Regions from separate parts of the Homo sapiens genome. Here region 2 is linked to region 1. The links are chromatin loops, found by intact Hi-C in ENCODE. Cell type or tissue: ascending aorta. All regions are shown on one strand. Each heading gives the region's core, and the rest is flanking DNA. Links, peaks and the distances in the headings are about the cores only.

Region 1 (9,907 bases), core at 1,292-9,291:
TAAAAATAAGGCCAGGCACAGTGGCTCACACTTGTATTCCTAGCACTTTGGGAGGCTGAGGTGGGCAGACTGCTTGAGCTCAGGAGTTTGAGACCAGCCTGGGCAACACAGTGAAACCCTGCCTCTACAAAAAAATACAAAAATTAGCCATGTGTGGTGGCACGCACCTGTAGTCCCAGCTTTGGGGGTTGAGGCAGGAGGATCACTTGAGCCTGGGAGGTCAAGGCTGCAGTAAGCCAAGATTGCACCACTGCACTCCAGCCTGGGTGATAAAGTGAGACTCTGTCTCAAATAAAAATAAGAAAAATATCAGACATAAATTAAGTTATATTAATAAGTGTATAATTAGAAAATGGATTAAGCAATTCAATCAAAAGACAGAGATTGCCAGATTAGATTTTTAAAAAACAAGATATAACTATATGATCCAACCACAGGAGACATACTTTAGATTCAAAGATACAAATAGTTTACAAAAGAATGAAAAAATATACACCACGTAATAGCAACCATGAGAGAGCTGGAGTAGCCACATAATAACAGATAAAATAGCCTTTAAAAAAATATGTTACTAGAGATAAAACAAGATATTTTACAATAATGAAAGCATCCATCCAAAAGGAAAATATTACCATTATAAACTTACAATGCACCTAACAGAGCCCCAAAACACACAAATCAACTAGACTCATTAGACATCTATAGAACCCTCCTCCATCCAGCTACAGCAGAATACATGTTCTTCACAAATGCACATAGAACATTATCCAGAATAGACCATATGGTAGCCCATAAAACACGCTTCATTAAATATAAGAAAATTGAAATCATATAAAGCATGTTTTCTGAACACAGTGGAATGAAATTAGACATCAATAACATAAGGAGACAGAAAACGCCTAAGTACACGGAAAATAAACAACACTATTAAATGGCTAATGAGTCAAAGGAGAAACCATGCAAATTAGAAAATAGTTCAGGGTGAATAAAAACAAAAACATGACATATCAAAACTTATGTGACATAACTAAAGCCAGGCTTAAAGGGAAATTGTAACTGTAAATGCCTATATTCATAAAGAAGAAAAATACCAGATCAATAAGCTAAGCCTCCACCTTAAGAAGGAGAAAAAGAAGATCAAACCAAACTCAAAGCAAGCAGATACGAAGATATAATAAATATTAGAGCCCAATCAAATCAAATAAAGACAAAAAACAGCAGAGAAAGATCAATGAGACAAAAGTTCGCCCTTTAGAAGTTCAACAAAATTGACAAACCTTTAACTAGACTGACTTTAAAAAAGGAGAAAAGACTTGAATTAGTAGAGTCAGGAATAAAAGAAACAACATTACCAATGACATTACCAAAATAAAATGGATTATAGGTGAATATTATGAACAATGTATGCCAACAAATTCGATCATTTCAATGAGATAGACAAACTCCTAGAAAGATACAAGCTATAAAAACTGACACAAAAAGAAATGGTAAATACGAGTAGACCTATAACAGGTAAAGAGATAGAATTAGTGATCAAAAAAAGTTCTCAAAAGGAAAAGTTTATGACAAGGTTATTTCACTGCTGAATTCAACCAAATAATTAAAGAATTAATATCAATACAGTTTTATTATCACCCATCTCCTTTGTACTGTTATTGTCAAATATATTATATTTCTATATGTTATAGACCCAAGAATACAAATACAAATACACACACACACACACACACACACACACACACACACAGAGACACTCTTCCAAAAAATAGGAATAGGAAACACTTCCCAATTTATTCAATGAGATCAGTGTTATCCTAATACCAAAACCAGACAAAACATGACAGGAAAAGAAAGCAATCTATCAATGTACCTTATAAATTGCTTACAAAAATCTCCCTCCCAAAAAGTACTATCAAATCAAACCTAGCAATGTATAAAAGTTATTATACACCATGATCAAGTGAGATTTATCCCCACAATGCAAGTTGGCATAGCATCCAAATTCAATTAGGATAATACATCACATTAATAAAACATAGGACAAAAGTACATGATTATCTCCATAGATACATGTGATATTGTGATATAATAAGGAACGTATATTTGGTTTTCATCTCCTGTTCCTAGCACAGAGCTCCTAAAATCCTTGGAATTTCCTTAGTGATAAGAGTAAAAATAAAGCTTTGCTATTTATAATAAGCCCCTTTCAACTATACCTGAATTGATGCTAATCAGGAGACCCTCGGAGGAGCAGAGCTGGTTGCTAGAGGAACCAACCACGTGATTAGAGGGTTGGAACTTTTAGCCCCAACTGTAGCCTCTGGGGAGGGAAGTGGGGGTGAAAATTTGACCTCATCTTCAGTGGCCAATAATTAACCAATCATGCCTATGTCATGAAGCCTCCATATAAACTTTTTTTTTTTTTTTTTTTGAGACAGAGTCTTGCTCTGTCACCCAGGCTGGAGGGCAGTGGCATGATCTTGGACCACTGCAACCTCCGCCTCCCAGGTTGAAGCGATTCTCCTGCCTCAGCCTCCCAAGTAGCTAGGATTAAAGGTGCCCACCACCACATCTGGCTAATTTTTGTATTTTTAGTAGAGACGGGTTTCGCCATGTTGGCCAGGCTGGTCTCAAACTCCTGACCTCAGGTGATCCGCCCGCCTCGGCCTCCCAAAGTGCTGGGATTACAGGCGTGAGCCACGGCACCCAGCCCATGTTTTCCATGGTAGGTGAAATAGGCAAAGATGAATACTTTAAACATAGCTGTGGTAATAGTAACACAAAAGACCAAAGTAATAGTAAGAAAACCTCCATGAGGCCGGGTGCAGTGGCTCACGCCTGTAATCCCAGCACTTTGGGAGGCTGAGGTGGGCAGATCACCTGAGGTCAGGAGTTTGAGACCAGCCTGGCCAACATGGCAAAACCCCGTCTCTACTAAAAATACAAAAATTAGCTGGGCATGGTGGTGCGTGCCTGTAGTCCCAACTACAGGCTGAAGCAAGGAGAATCGCTTGAACCCAGGAGGCGGAGTTCACAGTGAGCCGAGATCCCGCCACTGTACTTCAGCCTGGGCGACAGAGAGAAACTCTGTCTCAAAAAACAAAACAAAACAAAACTTTAAATGATGAGGTTTGGAAAGCTTCCAGGTAAGTGAGCACAGAAAGGTGTGGGAGGGTGGCCTTCATAAAGAGGGCACAGTGGCTCCACACTCCTTCCCACAAACCTCACCCTGTGCATTTCTTCCATTTGTCTGTTCCTGAGTAGGCTTTCTAGTAAACCAGTAAATGTAAGTGAAGCACCCTCCTTAGTTCTGTGACTCATTCTATCAAAATTATTAAACATGAGGAGGGGATTATGGGAACTCTCAATTTCTAGCTCGTTGGTCAGACGTCTGAGTGACAACCTGGGCTTGAGACTGGCATCTGAATTGGGGACAGTCTTGTGGAGGCGATCCCTTAACCTGTGGGGGTCTGTGCTAACTTTGAGTAATCAGTGTCATCATTGAACTGTAGGACACCTGTTGATACCTGGAGCATTGGAGAATGGCTTAGTGTAGGAAAACCTCCACATATTTGGTGTCAGAAACGTGAGTGTAGAAGACACAGTTTTTTCTTTTAACACAGAAAAAGCATACGACAAAATCAAATGCTTTCATGATAAAAATACTAAACAAACTAGGGATAAAGTCAACCTAATAAAGGACATCTAAAAACCCACAGCTCCTGGCCGGGCGTGGTGGCTCATGCCTGTAATCCCAGCACTTTGGGAGGCCAAGTTGGACGGATCTCCTGAGGTCAGGAGTTCAAGACCAGCCTGGCCAACATGGTGAAACCCCGTCTCTACTAAAAAATACCAAAATTGGCCAGGCGTGGTGGCACACACCTGTAATCCCAGCTACTCAGGAGGCTGAGGCAGGGAGAACTGCTTGAACCTGGGAGGCGGAGGTCGCATGAGCCGAGATCACACCACTGCCCTCCAGGGATGTCCACTCTAGCCATTTCTACTTAATATTTTACCAGAAGTTCTAGCCAAGGCAACTAGACAAGAAAAGAAATACAGTCATGGATCACATAGCAACGTTTCAGTCAACAACAGGCCGCATGTATAACAGGCCCATGTCCTGACTCGTAGATGGCCATCTTTTTGCCATGTCCTAACACAGCAGAAGGGGCCAGGGATCTTCCCAAGGTCTCTTTGATAAGGGCACTAATCCCATTATGAGGGCTCCATTCTTATAACCTAATTTCCTATTAAAGCCTCTACCTAGTCATATTATTATGTTGGAGATTAGGATTTTAATATCTGAATTTGGAGGACACACAAACATTCAGACCATAGCAGATGCCATTGCAGGCTTTTGAGCAGGAGGCTGCCTGATACTATTAAGATTTTTTTTTTCTTTTTGAGACAGAGTCTCTTGATGGCTTATTAGAATTCTTTTTGTGTGTGTGACAGGGTCTCACTCTTTTGCCCAGGCTGGAGTACAGTGGGGAGATCTCGGCTCACTGCAACCTCCACCTTCCAGGTTCAAGCGATTCTCCTTGCCTCAGCTTCCCAAGTAGCTGGGATTACAGGCGCCTGCCACCACACCTGACTAATTTTTTTTTTTTTTTTTTTTTGTATTTTTAGTAGAGACAGGGTTTCACTATGTTGGCCAGGCTGGTCTCGAACTCCTGACTTTGTGATCCGCCCACCTCAGCCTCCCAAAGTGCTGGAATTACTACAGGCATGAGCCACCGTGCCCGGCCCTATTAAGATTTTTAACAGCGTCACTCTGCCACTGTGCAGGGAAGACAAGGTTAGATCAGGAGAGACCAGTTAAGAGGCTGTTGCAGTAACCATCGTAAGATGGTGGTGGGAGCGGTGGAGGCAGCAAGAAGTGGGTGGATCCTGGATTCATTCTGAATCGAGAGCCAAATGTTTGATGCTGAATGTAATGTGGAGTAGGAGAGAAAGCAGAGGTTTAGGGAAACACAAAGGTTTTGGCTGAGTAAACGGATAACAGAGTTGCCATTACCTGAAATGGGAAAATCTGTTGCAGGAGCAAGTACCAGAGAAGATAGGAACTTGGCTTTAAATATCGAGAACATGAGATGTCTCATAGGCTTCCAAGTGGAAATGTTGCATAAGAAGTTAGATAAATAAGCTAGAAGTTCAGGGGAGAGATCCAGATTGCCAATATAAATTTGAGAATTTTTCTCTTACAGGTGCCACTGAAAGCTTTGAAATCGAATGTGATCATCAACCGAGTATGTACGTGTGCGTGTGTGTGTGTGTCCTTATTTCAACGTGTAAGTAAGTTTCTTAAAAACAATGCCTGTTTGCCTGTGTTTCATAAGAACTCTATATACAACAAGGCAACAAATGTCATGATATGTATTACCCGTGTCTGTTACCCTGCTACTTGTTAAGCACAGGCCTCAACAAAATAAAAAAGCACAACACAAGTTCATCAGCAGAGAATTTGAGAACGGCAGGATTATTTTAAATTCTACACAGACACACAGCAAACCAAGTCTAGCTGTGCTTGGAAGCTAGTAGGCATTTAACTACACTTGATTTTTATTCAGTAATTTGTCAATGAATTGGGAAAGATGGTCTCTAGCCTTCACACGACCAGTTATTTGTATGACTATGAACAAATCATTTCTCCTCTCTGAACCTTTGTTTCTTTGTATGTAAAAGTAAGCGAGTGGAATTAGATAACCCTTAACTCTCCCTCTCTTAATAGTCAGCAACAAAAATCTTTTCTAAAATAAACCTTTCCTGAAACCTGCTCGTTTTACAGCTGTATGGCTCCCCCAAGTGGCCAATGAGATGAATGTAACTGAAATGAATGCCTTGTGTTTTATGCAGTGGTTATTAATAATTGAGTTCATTTATTGATCGTTCATCACGTGTCAGACACTGTAGTAAGCATTTCGGGTGCATTTTCTCATTAAATTCTCACCAGAACACTATAAGACAGTTACTGTGTGTATATCCTCATCTGTAAGAAATTGAGACATAGGATTCCACATAGCAACAGGAAATGACGATCCGGGATTGAAACCTAGGCAGTCTAAATCCAGAATGTAAACTCTTAACAACTATGCTCTCCAGTATAAGTCACTGTTCAGGGGTAAGAATGGATGAACATCCAAGGCTGGAGAAGCTTTTGGGGTATTGGCCCTTGACTTGGAGAGGTTATGAATGGCTACCTGCCTGTGGAGAGACTTGGCTGGCTGTCTTCTCACTTCCTGACGTCAGAAAGGATTTCAGAAGCCAATCGAGGTCCCCTTGAAAAGCCACTGCTATCCATGCTGTCCAGGCCCCCAGTGCTATAGGAAAGAAGGCAGGCTTCTAAAATCCATCAGGACTGGAAGAAGTATCTTCTACTCAGGCAGTTTCCTTAGATCAACGTCTTCAATAGCACAGTTAGAAACTGAATAGAAATTGACTTGCCTTGCTTTGCTTGTTTGCCTTCAGGTAGTTTAGGGGAGGCTTTTGGTTTTAAGATTTAGTAAAGTCGTATGTTTACTGCGGCACTATTCACAAAGACTTGGAACCAACCCAAATGCCAACAATGATAGACTGGATTAAGAAAATGTGGCACATATACACCATGGAATACTATGCAGCCATAAAAAATGATGAGTTCATGTCCTTTGTAGGGACATGGATGAAGCTGGAAACCATCATTCTCAGCAAACTATCACAAGGACAAAAAAACAAACACCACATGTTCTCACTCATAGGTGGGAATTGAACAATGAGAACACACGGACACAGGAAGGGGAACATCACACACCAGGGACTGTTGTGGGGTGGGGGAGGGGGAGGGATAGCATTAGGAGATATACCTAATGCTAAATGACGAGTTAATGGGTGCAGCACACCAACATGGCACATGTATACATATGTAACAAACCTGCATGTTGTGCACATGTACCCTAAAACTTAAAGTATAATAATAATAAAATTTTAAAAAAAAGATTTAGTTAAGTGACCAAGATAAGCAACTAACAATTAGCTGAGCCTGTGGAATCCAGGTTTTCTGGACCCGTATCCCATTCTTTTTCCTCTTTCACCTGCAATTTTAAAAACAATTTTTAACTTCAGTAAAATTTACCCTTTCCGCTGTACATTTCTATGAGATTTGACAAAGCATAGCCATTTCTTCAACTTTTGACTTCTTTCCCCAATCCACCCACTATAGTTAACTTTTCAGCACCCTCAGGGAGTGTGGCCTCTTGTATTCTGCCTGGAGTTTTTAGTTGTTGTTAATGGGAGAGATAGTTGAGGTGGGCTTACTGCATCTCTGCCAGCCCCGGAGCCCTCTAGATAGTTTTAACATTTTGGAAAGAACAATCTGTTTGTATAGTAGTTGGGCTTAGTATGTAAGGAAGAGAGAACTTTCCTTACTGGCTGGGGAGCAGGTCATGGATTGGTCCATGAAGGGGTCCCAAGGAGAAGGAAACAGGAACCCGAGCCAGGTAGCCCCGGGGCTCAGACGGAACCTTCAGGGATGCTCAGATCTAAGGCCTTCAGCAAAGGTTGCCTGGGCAGTTGAAGGAATTTCACTCTATGCCTCCAGGCCTGAAGTCTGTCCGTTTCTCTTCCTACACGAATGGGCTTTCCTTTCTATGAACATTCTCTACCGTGTAGCTTCTGCTCACAAATGGCTTCTGTTCCCTTGGAATTTGACTTATGTGTGACTTATACATCATGCTTCCCCTCCTCAGGGGCTCCGTAATTCTGTTTTCTTTCAGCCTCAGTTCCCACCGTCACCTGCTTATCTCAATATTTCCCAGTTCAAATTATTGACAAAGAATAAATAATTTGTCCACTCATCGTTTTCCATCAGCCCTGTCATAGCCTCGCCTATGGCTCAATTAATTCTCCATGGTCCAATAAGTTATAACCAGCCGGAGAGGGTAGAAGGTATTGTCACCTGTTACTCTGTGGCGGCCTGAGGTTGTTCCTGTCATCGCCCTATCTAGAATAATTAGAACTGCCAAGGTTCTTCCTCTACTATTTTTGTTGTTGTTGTTGTTCTCTAACAGCTTTTTTCTCATAATTTTTTATTGTGGTAAAATACGCATATCATGAAATTCACATATATTTAAGTGTACAGTTCAGTGATATTAAATACACAGGCGAGGCCGGGTGTGGTGGCTCACTCCTGTAATCCCAGCACTTTGGGAGGCTGAAGTGGGAGGATGGCTTGAGCCCAGGAGTTTGAGACTAGCCTGAGCGACATAGGGAGACTTTATCGCTACAAAAAATTTAAAAATTAGTTAGATGTGGTGGTGTGTGCCCGTAGTCCCAGCTGCTTGGGAAGCTGAAGTGGGAGGATCACTTGAGCCCAGAAGGTCGAGGCTGCAGTGAGCAGTGGTTGCGACAGCGCCACTGCACTCCAGACTGAGCCACAGAGGGACACCTTGTGTATAAACAAACAAACAGGCATACCTCAGAGATATTGTGGGTTTGGTTCCAGACAACCACAATAAAGCCAAGCCAATGTTGCAATAAAGTGAGCCCTACAAATTTTTTGGTTTTCCAGTGCATGTAAAAGTTTTGTTTACAGATTCTGGTTTTTTTTAGACAGTTTCACTCTTGTTGCTCAGGCTGGAGTGCAATGGCGCGATCTTGGCTCACTGCGACCTCCCCCTCCCAGGTTCAAGGGATTCTCCTGCCTCAGCCTCCCAAGTAGTTGGGATTATAGGCGTGCACTACCATGCCAGCTAATTTTGTATTTTTAGCAGAGGCAGGGTTTCACCATGTTGGCCAGGCTGGTCTCAAACTCCTGACCTCAGATGATCCACCCACCTCGGCCTCCTGAAATGCTGGGATTACAGGCCTGAGCCACTGGGCCCAGCCTGTTTACAGATTCTGACGGTGCAATTGTTGTCTAGCTAGGGAGACAGATCCCTGGCGCTTCCTACTCCTTCATCTTCTCAGACTTCTCCTCTCTAGAATCTTTTAAAAATTTTTACTGTGAAATATTTCAGATAAATAAGCATATATAAAAGATACATGTACGGTTTTTCAAATAAAGCAAACATCACTGTACCCACCACCATCTGGCTTAAGAAACAGACTTAGTCAGGCACGGTGGCTCACATCTGTAATCCTAGCACTTTGGAAGGCTGAGGCCTGTGGATTACTTGAGCCCAGGAGTTCAAGGCCAGCCTAGGTAACATGGCAAACCCCATCTCTACTAAAAATACAAAAATTAGCTGGGTGTAGTGGCACACCTGTAGTCCCAGCCACTTGGGAAGCTGAGGTGGGAGCATCGCTTGAGCCTGGGAGGCAGAGGTTGCAGTGAGCTGAGATCGTACCACTGCACTCCAGCCTGGGTGACAGAGTGAGACCCCATCTCAAAAACACAAGCAAACAAAAAACAAGAAACAGACTTAATACTCTAATACTCTCTTAGAGGCAAGTTCCTCTATGCCCCTCTCTTCCTTTCTCTCCAGAGAAAACCAACATCTTGTATTTTGAGTTAATCATTCTTTTGCTTTTTATGAGTTTTAATATCTTTAAATGTATTCCTAAAATATATTTTAGTTTTGCCTGATTTTGAACTTTATATAAGTGGATTCACAGCTATATAGCCTTCTATGACCTGCTTCCTATATTCAATGTTATTTTTTGGAGGTTCATCTATGTTGATGTGTGGAGGGATTTTTTTTTCATTTTTAATTCCTTACAACATTCTGTATGTATATATATGTCTGTATATATGTCTATATATGTATAATTACACATTTGTTAATATTCTATAACATATGTATAATTATACACGTATAGATGCCCAATTATACATCCATTCCACTGTTAGTAGACATTTTAGTATTTCTGGGTTTTGTTTTTATAAGCAATATAGACATTTGTACATACTTCCCATATATTGGCAAGAGTT
Region 2 (9,907 bases), core at 1,312-9,311, 820 kb before region 1:
TTTAGTAGAGACGGGGTTTCACCATGTTGGCCAGGATGGTCTGGATCTCTTGATTTCCTGATCCGCCTGCCTTGGCCTCCCAAAGTGCTGGGATTACAGGCGTGAGCCATCATGACCAGCCTTTATGTTTCTTTGTTTGTTTTGTTTTTCTGAGATGGAGTCTCGCTCTGTTGCCCAGGCTGGAGTGCAGTGTTGCCATCTCGACTTACTGCAACCTCTGCCTTCCAGGTTCAAGTGATTCCTTGCCTCAGCCTCCCGTGTAGCTGGGATCACAGGTGCCTGCCACCATGCCCGGCTAATTTTTGTATTGTTAGTAGACACAGGGTTTCGCCATGTTGGCCAGGCTAGTCTCGAACTCCTGACCTCAAGTGATCTGCCTTCCTCAGCCTCCTAAAGTGCTGGGGTTACAGGAGTGAACCACCATGCCCAGCCTTCAATTACCTTTTATTTATTTTATTTATTTATTTATTTTTGAGACGGAGTCTTTCTGTGTTGCCCAGGCTGGAGTGCGGTGGCGCAATCTTAGCTCACTGCAACCTCCTCCTCCCAGGCTCAAGTGATTCTCATGCATCAGCTTCCCGAGTAGCTGGGACTTCAGGTGCCCGCCACCACACTTGGCTAATTTTTGTGTTTTTAGTAGAGACGGGGTTTCACCATGTTGGCCAGGCTGGTCTTGAATTTCTGACCTCAAATGATCCTCCTGCTTCAGCCTCCCAAAGTGCTGGGATTACAGGCGTGAGCCACTGCCCCCAACAGCAAGTACCTTTTAAACATTAGAGACATTTAGTTGCCATCCTCAAACCCGTTTGGGTGTGTGGAGAGAATGTTGGGTCGTGACATGGTTGTTAGTTATCTAAAGATGTCAGCCATCAATCATCACTGTGTGATGTGCACACTGAAGCTGTAATCCTTCATCTAGGATGATATTTTTTAAGATGGAAAATTCTACAACCCTGAGAATAAGGATTTCAGATCCAAATTTGAGACTCAGCCCTACGAGTAACTCTTTAACTTCAGAGAGTTAAAAGAAGATGCACAGTTGATGAAGATTTAAAGGAGAAAATGGAAATCAAATGTCATTTAGCACTCAAAGGCCTACATGTCATTTCTGACATTTTTCTGTTTGTGTGAAATTTTTTTTTTCCTATAAAATGATTGTGAAGTTTTCTGGTAGAATTATTGTTTGCCTTTCTAATGTAATAGCATATTAGGGTTTTTTTTTTTTTCTTTTTCTTTTTTTGAGACAGAGTCTCACTCTGTCGCCCAGGCTGGAGTGCAGTGGCACGATCTCGGGTCACTGCAATCTTCCGCCTCCTGGGTTCCTGCCTCAGCCTCCCGAGTAGCTGGGACTACAGGCGCACGTCACCACACCCGGCTAATTTTTTGTATTTTTAGTAGTGACAGGGATTCACCGTCTTAGCCAGGGTGGTCTTGATCTCCTGACCTCATGATCTACCCGCCTCGGCTTCCCAAAGTGCTGGGATTACAGGCATGAGCCGCTGTGCCTGGCTATTAGAGATTTTTTATTATAATTTATCTCCAAGATAAAAGCAGTGACATTATATTGCCACATAATTGAAAAATACAAGAGAAATAAAAATCATCCATGCTTTTGTTAGCCTATCACTGTCATTGAAATATTATGTTACATGGCAGTTTGCTTGCTGGTTGCTCTGTTAGGCAACGCTCTGGTGACATTCCTTTAGCTATTAATTGAGGAATGTAGAATGACAGAACAGTGTTTCTCCTCAATGATACTTGAAGGATATTTATTAACTTTCATATTGAATTACATTTTATTAAATTTATAATGAGTTAATGCTGGGAAATAAAACACTGATTTAAGTCATTTTGGCTTTTAGTACTAAAGCATTTGACAATAAATGACTTCTTCAGAATATGGTATACCTTCTGAAAGCAATAAACGCATTTTAATGAATTGTAAGGAAACAACATCATTTTATTTTTTATTTTTTTTTTTGAGACAGACTTTCGCTTTTGTTGCCTAGGCTGGAGTGCAATGGCGCGATCTCGGCTCACTGCAACATCCGCCTCTGGGTTCAAGCGATTCTCCTGCCTCAGCTTCCTGAGTTGCTGGGATTACAGGCACGTGCCACCACGCCTGGCCAATTTTGTATTTTTAGTAGAGACGGGGTTTCTCCACGTTGGTCAGGCTGGTCTCAAACTCCTGACCTCAGGTGATCTGCCCGCCTCAGCCTCCGAAAGTACTGGAATTACAGGCGTGAGCCACCGTGCCTGGCCAACATTATTATTTTTTTTTAATCTAGAAAAATACACTTCTAAGAAAATTGATTAAAACCAACCTTCTTCATTAGCCCCTAAGATCACATCTATGTTCTCTTTGTTGCAGCTTCACTTAAAGAGAGGAAACTTCTTGGTGCTCAAAGCAAAGGAGATGGGCCTCCCAGTGTGAGTGTGGGGGGTAAGGCTTCTGGGGACTCACTGGGTACACCTGTCCACTTAAGGAAATCACATTTCACAGAGGCCTTGCCTCTTCATTTCAGTGGGACAGCTGCCATCGCTCCCATCATTGCTGCTGTCAAGGACGGGAAAAGCATCACTCATGAAGGAAGAGAGGTGAGATGCCTGGTTTTCTTGATTCAGCAGTTACAGGTAGGGTCTGAAATGCTGGGCAGAGTCTGTCTTCTTCAGGCCCTACAGACACCACTTTTGAAGGACGTGGAACAGTTTGGACATCACTCAGCTAAGTGATAAAATGGCCTCTTTTATCTGTGTTTGTCCCGCATGTCAACACGGCTGCATTCGAGCATTTTTGTAGATTGTCCATTTAGGATCTAGTCACCGTCCTCCTTAAAGGGTGCATGCTTTCCTTGGTACTTGAGCTCAGGACAGTGTCTAACAACAGACCCCATATGGATGGGCCTGGGGTTTATGGTCCAGAGGAATGCCACAGTATTCTATGTCAAGATATTTCCTCTGACTTCTGAGGACATTAGGACCAGTGGCCACAGACTGAAGAAAACCTTAATGCCAAGCCTCCTTTCCTGGCCAGTGTAGGCCTGAAGTGCCTCAACCTGACAGTTACCTGTTTAGGTATCCACAAAGAGACCAGAAGGGTGTTGATGGTGATGTGTAAAGTTGGTTTTGTGCTTTGTTTACCTCTCAGCTCACTGGATAGGATATGTCATGTTAGCAGTTGCCTTGAAGGCAGTTCAGTTTGGTGGCTGAGCTGTGACCCCCAGTGGGCGGGCTTATTTGGTTTTGCAGATTTTGGCTGAAGAGCTGTGTACTCCTCCAGATCCTGGTGCTGCTTTTGTGGTGGTAGAATGTCCAGATGAAAGCTTCATTCAACCCATCTGTGAGAATGCCACCTTTCAGAGGTAATGAGGGGTCTCTAGGGTGGGAGAAGTGAGAGCTGAAACCCAGCCCAGCATCGACATGGGCATCTTGTGGCAAGAGCTGTGTTTCTGGGAAGACCACTATCTGGGTTTACAGTTCAGAGGCCGGCACTCCTGCCTTAAGTCACTGTTGGTAGTTGGTGGGCTCCGGTGTACACAGCCTCAAAGTGAAATTAGAAAAGATTGAAAACTAGAAACAACTGAGGACTAGAAATTCAACTAGAACTCTTACAGCTCTTATACCAGAAGAAATTCTAGAACTTTTTTGAATTCTAACTAATGCCCCAGATTATCATTTGGATTATTTTGAACTGAATTAATTTTCTTCCATTACCTGCATTGAAACAAATGAGGTGGGTCAGAGTGTGTGAGACTGTCGTGGTCAAGAGTCCGTGTTATGGGATGGACTCACAGCTGGGGAATGTCTTTTGGGCTAACTGCCACTCTGTTGTTGTCCTCTATCGAAGTTAACCAGTTTTGCGGTTCAGCTTTCATTCCAGATGGAATCATCTTTGACCCACCTATCTGAGTTTGAATCTTTTCCCCCACTCTTAATGGTTTACCTGTATTTTTCCTGTTCCTAGTTTGTATCTATCTGTATTTTTTCACTTGTTTTTTTCTACTTACCACAACAAATCCTTTTGGGCTGCTGTACCCCTTCCGAGTCAGAGCGTTAGGAGTTGTTTCATGGTCTGCTTTATTCTCTGTGGGTGAATTTGGATGCGCTGGTAGCCCCGGCTTTGTATTTTAATCCAGTTTTGGGCAGCAAAACCTCTTCAATGAATCAGGTGTCATTTGAGAGCCATGTGTGGATGTGTGATGATGCTGGGATAGATAAAAATAGCTACTGTGTATATTTCTTTTTAAAGGGAACTGGAGGGAAACACATCAGCATGTTAGTAAGTGGTCTGTTGTCCAGGTGGTGAAATTTCAGATGATTTTCATTTCTCGTGCCTGTGTCTCAGGTCCTCTGGAAGGCAGACACCAGGGTGGCATTGGAGGTGCAGGAGGTTTATTCGAGGAAATTTGACTGTGAGAGAGGAAGGAGAGAGGGAGCAGGAGGAGGCAGGGAGAGCCTGGGTCTGGCTTTGCAGGTTGGACCCGTATGAGTGGAGAGGGTAGGAAGGAAGTGCAGTGCTGAGAAAGGATCAGCCAGGCCTACTGGAAAGCCCAGAGCAGAGCTTGCCAGATACAGGAATCCCACGTCCATTGGAAATGGCCCAGCACCGGGGTCTGCCGTGAGCAGCCTGCTGTGAGAGCATGGCCTGGGCGTGGAGGCTGTCAGCTCACTGCAGTGCTGCAGAGGGCCGCACGATACCCCTCCCTGGCTGCGTGGTCCCTGTCTTGGTGTGTCCTGAGTCTGCATCACTTTGTAAAGCCCCACTCTTCTGCCCAGGTACCAAGGAAAGGCAGATGCCCCCGTGGCCTTGGTGGTTCACATGGCCCCAGCATCTGTGCTTGTGGACAGCAGGTACCAGCAGTGGATGGAGAGGTATGGAGCCCAGCCCAGCGGCACTTGGGGTAACTCTTCTGGGCAGTGGTGGATTCCCCTTTCCTCCCCTCGTGCTCTTTCCAGCGCTACCTACCCTTCTGCACCTGCCTAAACTTTCTGTGGGATTCCTGCCTTCCCAGAATTCTAGGCTTCCCAGATCTGTGCTACACTCGTGAAGAAAATGCACCGCTAGGTGGCGCAGTGTCCACACGATTCCATTTATTTTACACCCTCCACACTCTTCAGGGTGTCTGAACAAATACTGCCGTTTGGTTGAGGATTCCATAAGTGAATTCCAAAGAAGAGATTGCAGCTATAAAATGATAGCTTCCATTTACTGAATGCCCACTTTGTGGGAGGCAGTGTGTGAAATACCCTTCATTTCACTTCATTTCCTCTAGGGTCGTCGCCAGCAGCCCTGGGAGGTAGATGTTTAGTCACTGGAAGGCATCTTTTTCCTCGGGGCATCGCTGGCCAGGGCCAGGTGGAGGAGTATGAGTTGAGCTCGGGTGCGGGGTGACCTTGGGCTGCTTTTTGGCCCCTGCCCGTATCTCCCCACATGGCCCGTTTACCTGCCCCTCACTCCATGGCCTGCTCTCCTGCTGTCTCTTTCATTCCTCAGGGTTTGGGTCCCCTATTTGTATGCCCTGGACATCTTCTTTTTCTTGTTTTTCCTCTCACTCTTCCCAGCACACCTGAAAGGCAGCTGAGCTAGGGAACACCGGGCTTTGAGACAGCAGGAGTGGGACCATGTTTGGCCATGTAGTAACACTGCTTGGGGCAAGTCACTGAACTGTTTGAACACCTCATCCTCATTACCACTCCTGAGCTCAGCACCACTCCTCAGGGGGAGCTGCCTCCTAACAGACGCTGCAAATGCCGGGTCTGTTTCTTCACAGGTTTGGGCCTGACACCCAGCACTTGGTCCTGAATGAGAACTGTGCCTCAGTTCACAACCTTCGCAGCCACAAGATTCAAACCCAGCTCAACCTCATCCACCCGGACATCTTCCCCCTGCTCACCAGTTTCCGCTGTAAGGTAGTGTCTCAGACCGGCCCCTTGTCGGCCCAGCTCTCGTCCCCTCTCTTTCTCTCCATGAATGTGTTTTGTCTCTTTCAGAAGGAGGGCCCCACCCTCAGTGTGCCCATGGTTCAGGGTGAATGCCTCCTCAAGTACCAGCTCCGTCCCAGGAGGGAGTGGCAGAGGTCTGTGCCATCTTGAACTAATGGAATCGTCTCAGTCGAGTTGGGAAACATTTCTGTAAATAGCCACATAGTAAATGTTCCAGGAGGCTCTCCAGACCATATGGTCTCTGTTGTAACTATTCAACTCCGCTTTGAGCACAAAAGAAACACGGACAATAAGCTAATGAATGGGCTTGGCTGTGTGCCAGCGTGAATTTATTTAGAAAAGCAGCCTACTCCAGGCTGGGTTGAGGTGGGCGGATTGGGGCCAGTAGTTCTCCTTTTCCAAAATTGCCTTGCATGGGAATAGCAGTGATAGAGCTCGTGTGTTTCACAGTATAGAAAATAGGAAATGTGTGATGAACAAAGTCACCCATAATCCTGTTGCCCAGAGATAATGATTGATAACATTTTGTGTTTCTTGATTTGTGTATGTGGGTTTATATTGTCAGTCTTTTCCTGTATCACTAAACAGTCTTAAGTAACAAGATTTTTATTGGTATTCCAAATAGGGATGTTTACTCATTTGGGATGTTTCCAATTTTTTGTTGTTTTTAATGAATGAAACAATAAATGTCTTATATATAAATCTTTGATGGGAACTCTGTTCCCTTCAAGTCATTCCTAAATGTGGGATTACTGGCCCAGAGTGTGAGACTTGTTAAGGTACTTGATAAATGTAAGATGCCATCTTGAAAGCCTCTTCCAGTACAATCCAACCAGGAAAGTGAACAGCCTTACTGCCCCACATCTTTATTTTAATTAATTAATTTATTTATTTTATTTATTTATTTATTTTTTTGAGACGGAGTTTCACTCTTGTTGCCCAGGCTGGAGTGCAATGGCGTGATCTCAGCTCACTGCAACCTCCGCCTCCCGGGTTCAAGCATTTCTCCTGCCCCAGCCTCCCGAATAGCTGGAATTACAGGCGCCTGCTACCACGCCCGGCTAATTTTTTGTAATTTTAGCAGAGACGGGTTTCACCATGTTGGCAGGCTGGTCTCGAACTCCTGACCTCAGGTGATCCACCCACCTCAGCCTCCCAAAGTGTTGGGATTACAGGCGTGAGCCGTGCCCGGCCTGTTTTAATTTTTAAGGATCTGAACCTTGATTTTAAGTTTCCTGCCCACTCCACAGTATTTGTATTAGAATAGAGCATGTGCTGGATTATGACTGGATGCTGTGTGCTGTTGAGGTTGGGTAGTTGGGGCCCTTTAAGAGACTATACTAGCAAGACTCGGGCCCACAGGCAACATCACGGGGTTGAAGAACCTGGTGTCCCTTTGTTGGCATCTGCGCAGGCTCTTAACACACAGCAGCGATACACAGCCCTAGCCGACATTCAGATTTACCTTGTGCTTGTGAAAAATATTGCACAGGGCCTGCCCTAGACCTAGTGAATTAGAATCTTGAGAGTTAGGCTTGGGACTCACAAGCTCCCAGATGATTTTAATGCTCAGCGAGGTTGAAGAGCCGCCTGTCCAAGGAGTTGCCACTCCGTGTGATCTGGGGCTTGCTAGGAAAGTGGGATCTCAGGCCTCACTGCAGAGCTGCCGAACTGGCTTCTGCGTTTTGCCAAGGTTCCTGGGTGTGAACATGAGTTTCAGAGTCACTCCTCTAGGGCCCCTGCTTCTCAGCTCGGACCATTGACCCCTCAGAGGACATTTGGCAACATCTGGAAACGTTCTTGGTTGTCACAGCCTAGGAGGTGGGTAGTGGTGCTGCTAGTGGGTAGAGGTCAGGGGTACTGCACCAGGACAGCAGCACTGGCCACAGAAAAAAACTGTCTTGCCCTGAGCATCAGTAGTTCCCCGTTGACTGGCCCTGAGGCAGAGCGATGCAGCATCCAAAAGGCGGTGGAGCAGACCTGCCCCAGATCCTAGTCACTTAACCTTCAGTGTTGATCTGAAGGAACTTCCTGCAGATTGTCCCCCTGAATTTATTCTGGACATCCCCAATGGGGTCTGCTGAGGCCATATACCCTGTCCGTCACCTGAGATGCTTCTCTCTCTTCCTGCAGGGATGCCATTATTACTTGCAATCCTGAGGAATTCATAGTTGAGGCGCTGCAGCTTCCCAACTTCCAGCAGAGCGTGCAGGAGTACAGGAGGAGTGCGCAGGACGGCCCAGCCCCAGCAGGTGAGTGGGAGCCCACAGAGCAGCCTTTCTTTCCTGGGCTCTGCCCCTGCTGCTGTTTTCCTAGCATTAAGTGGAGTGCTGGTGGGGCGCATTCTAACCTGGCTTTTCAGTCTAATCCAGGGCTTCTCTACTCAGCTCTACATTAGAATTATAGTCATTGGAGGAGGGGGCTTTGGGGAGTTTAAGAATCCCAATTCCTGGCTGGGCGCGGTGGCTCACACCTGTAATCCCAGCACTTCGGGAGGCCGAGGCAGGTGGATCGCGAGGTCGGGAGATCGAGACCATCCTGGCTAACATGATGAAACCCCGTCTCTACTAAAAATACAAAAATTAGCTGGGCGTGGCGGCGGGCGCCTGTAGTCCCAGCTACTCGGGAGACTGAGGCAGGAGAATGGCGAGAACCCGGGAGGCGGAGCTTGCAGTGAGCCAAGGTCGTGCCACTGCGCTCCAGCCTGGACGACAGAGTGAGACTCCGTCTCAAAAAAAAAAATCCCAATTCCTGTGCCCCATCCCACCCAATCAGAGCATTTGGCGATGGCACCCAGGCATTCTTGGCAAGGCACGCACTGAGTGAAACGTTTTAGTGAACACCTGTGGAAAGAGCTCTGAGCAGGGACTTGGCTGGCAGAGATCTAGTCCTGGCTTTGCGGATGCAAATCCATGGAGGATCTTGGCCACGTCACTCAACTGAGGCTGAGGGCCGGGCACAGGCTTTGGAACCATCGGGTCTCCCTGGATTTGAATCCTGACCCTGCCTCTTACCATCTTCACTGGAGACCTGGGCGTCTGAGCCTGTTTCCCCCTTGGGAAGCAGAGCATTTCCTACCTGGTAGGGCTGGGAGGATGCGACCGAAGTGCATGGTCTTGCAGTGAGAGCTGGATGCAAGGCACACACTGTTCTCTTGAAATAAATGACAGTTCCCAGCATAAAGAAATGTCATTTTTTAAATGTAAAAGAATTACAGCAATTCTTTTGAAGAAAGGACTGGAGAATTTATTTGTTCTTCTTAGCCTTTTGGTGACAGATAGCCTGTGGGTCCCACACTGGTGCGAAGTCCTTTGTTTCAGAGCGGTTGCCAGGGGCCTGCCAGTCCCCCTCCTGGGAAGCTGGATAGAACTATGTTGCTTACCCATCTGTCTTAGTCTGTGTTTTGTTATTATAAAAGAATATGTGAGACTGGGTAATTTATCAAGAAAAGAGGTGTATTTAGTTCACGGTTCTGCGGGCTGAGAATTGAAGGTCACGGCCCTAGCTTCCAGTGAAGGCTTCCATGCTGCATCATAACGTGGCAGAGGAGCGCAAGTAGGAAGTGGACGCTTGTGAAGACGGGATAACCTGAGCTGCACTCTGGCTTTATAACAACCCCCCTCTCCTGGGAACAAATCCATTCCCTTGAGAAGTAATGCAGTCTCCTGAGAGCCAGTACTTACTACTGCAGCTCCAAGCCACTCAGGAGGGTCCGTCCCTGTAGCCCAAACGCCTTCCACTAGGCCCCGCCTCCCAAAACCGCCATACTAGGGAGCACGTTTCCACATGAGGTCTGGGGACAAACCAATGACACTCAAACCATTGCACCTTCTCATGGCTGCATGCTGGCTCACTTTTGACCCAAAGGAATGGATTGTTTCACATGGATTTTTTCACAGAGAAAAGAAGTCAGTACCCAGAAATCATCTTCCTTGGAACAGGGTCTGCCATCCCGATGAAGATT

What was found. Peaks named below come from ENCODE experiments on the same cell type or tissue, not always from the same donor. Only the 100,000 strongest peaks of a DNase experiment are listed, where the experiment ranks them.
Region 2: a loop joins it to region 1, with 9 times the contacts of the local background. A loop is called at or near these places in 68 of 110 quality-filtered maps.

The regions. Positions count from the first base shown.
Region 1 is chr17:12,176,760-12,186,666 of GRCh38, reverse strand. No RefSeq gene overlaps it. Among named protein-coding and RNA genes, the nearest start is that of MIR744, 100 kb to the right of the region's middle. In ascending aorta, for the core only: a CTCF peak has its summit at 5,835 (motif pointing left); a DNase peak (open chromatin) is centred at 5,807; H3K4me3 peaks cover 809 bases; H3K27ac peaks cover 923 bases.
Region 2 is chr17:12,998,444-13,008,350 of GRCh38, reverse strand. ELAC2 (elaC ribonuclease Z 2) reads left to right here. Exons shown (of 24, transcript NM_018127.7): 9 at 2,372-2,430; 10 at 2,526-2,598; 11 at 3,250-3,362; 12 at 4,777-4,872; 13 at 5,772-5,910; 14 at 5,992-6,077; 15 at 8,077-8,195; 16 at 9,843-9,907. Among named protein-coding and RNA genes, the nearest start is that of ELAC2, 15 kb to the left of the region's middle. In ascending aorta, for the core only: a CTCF peak has its summit at 5,070 (motif pointing right); a DNase peak (open chromatin) is centred at 5,060.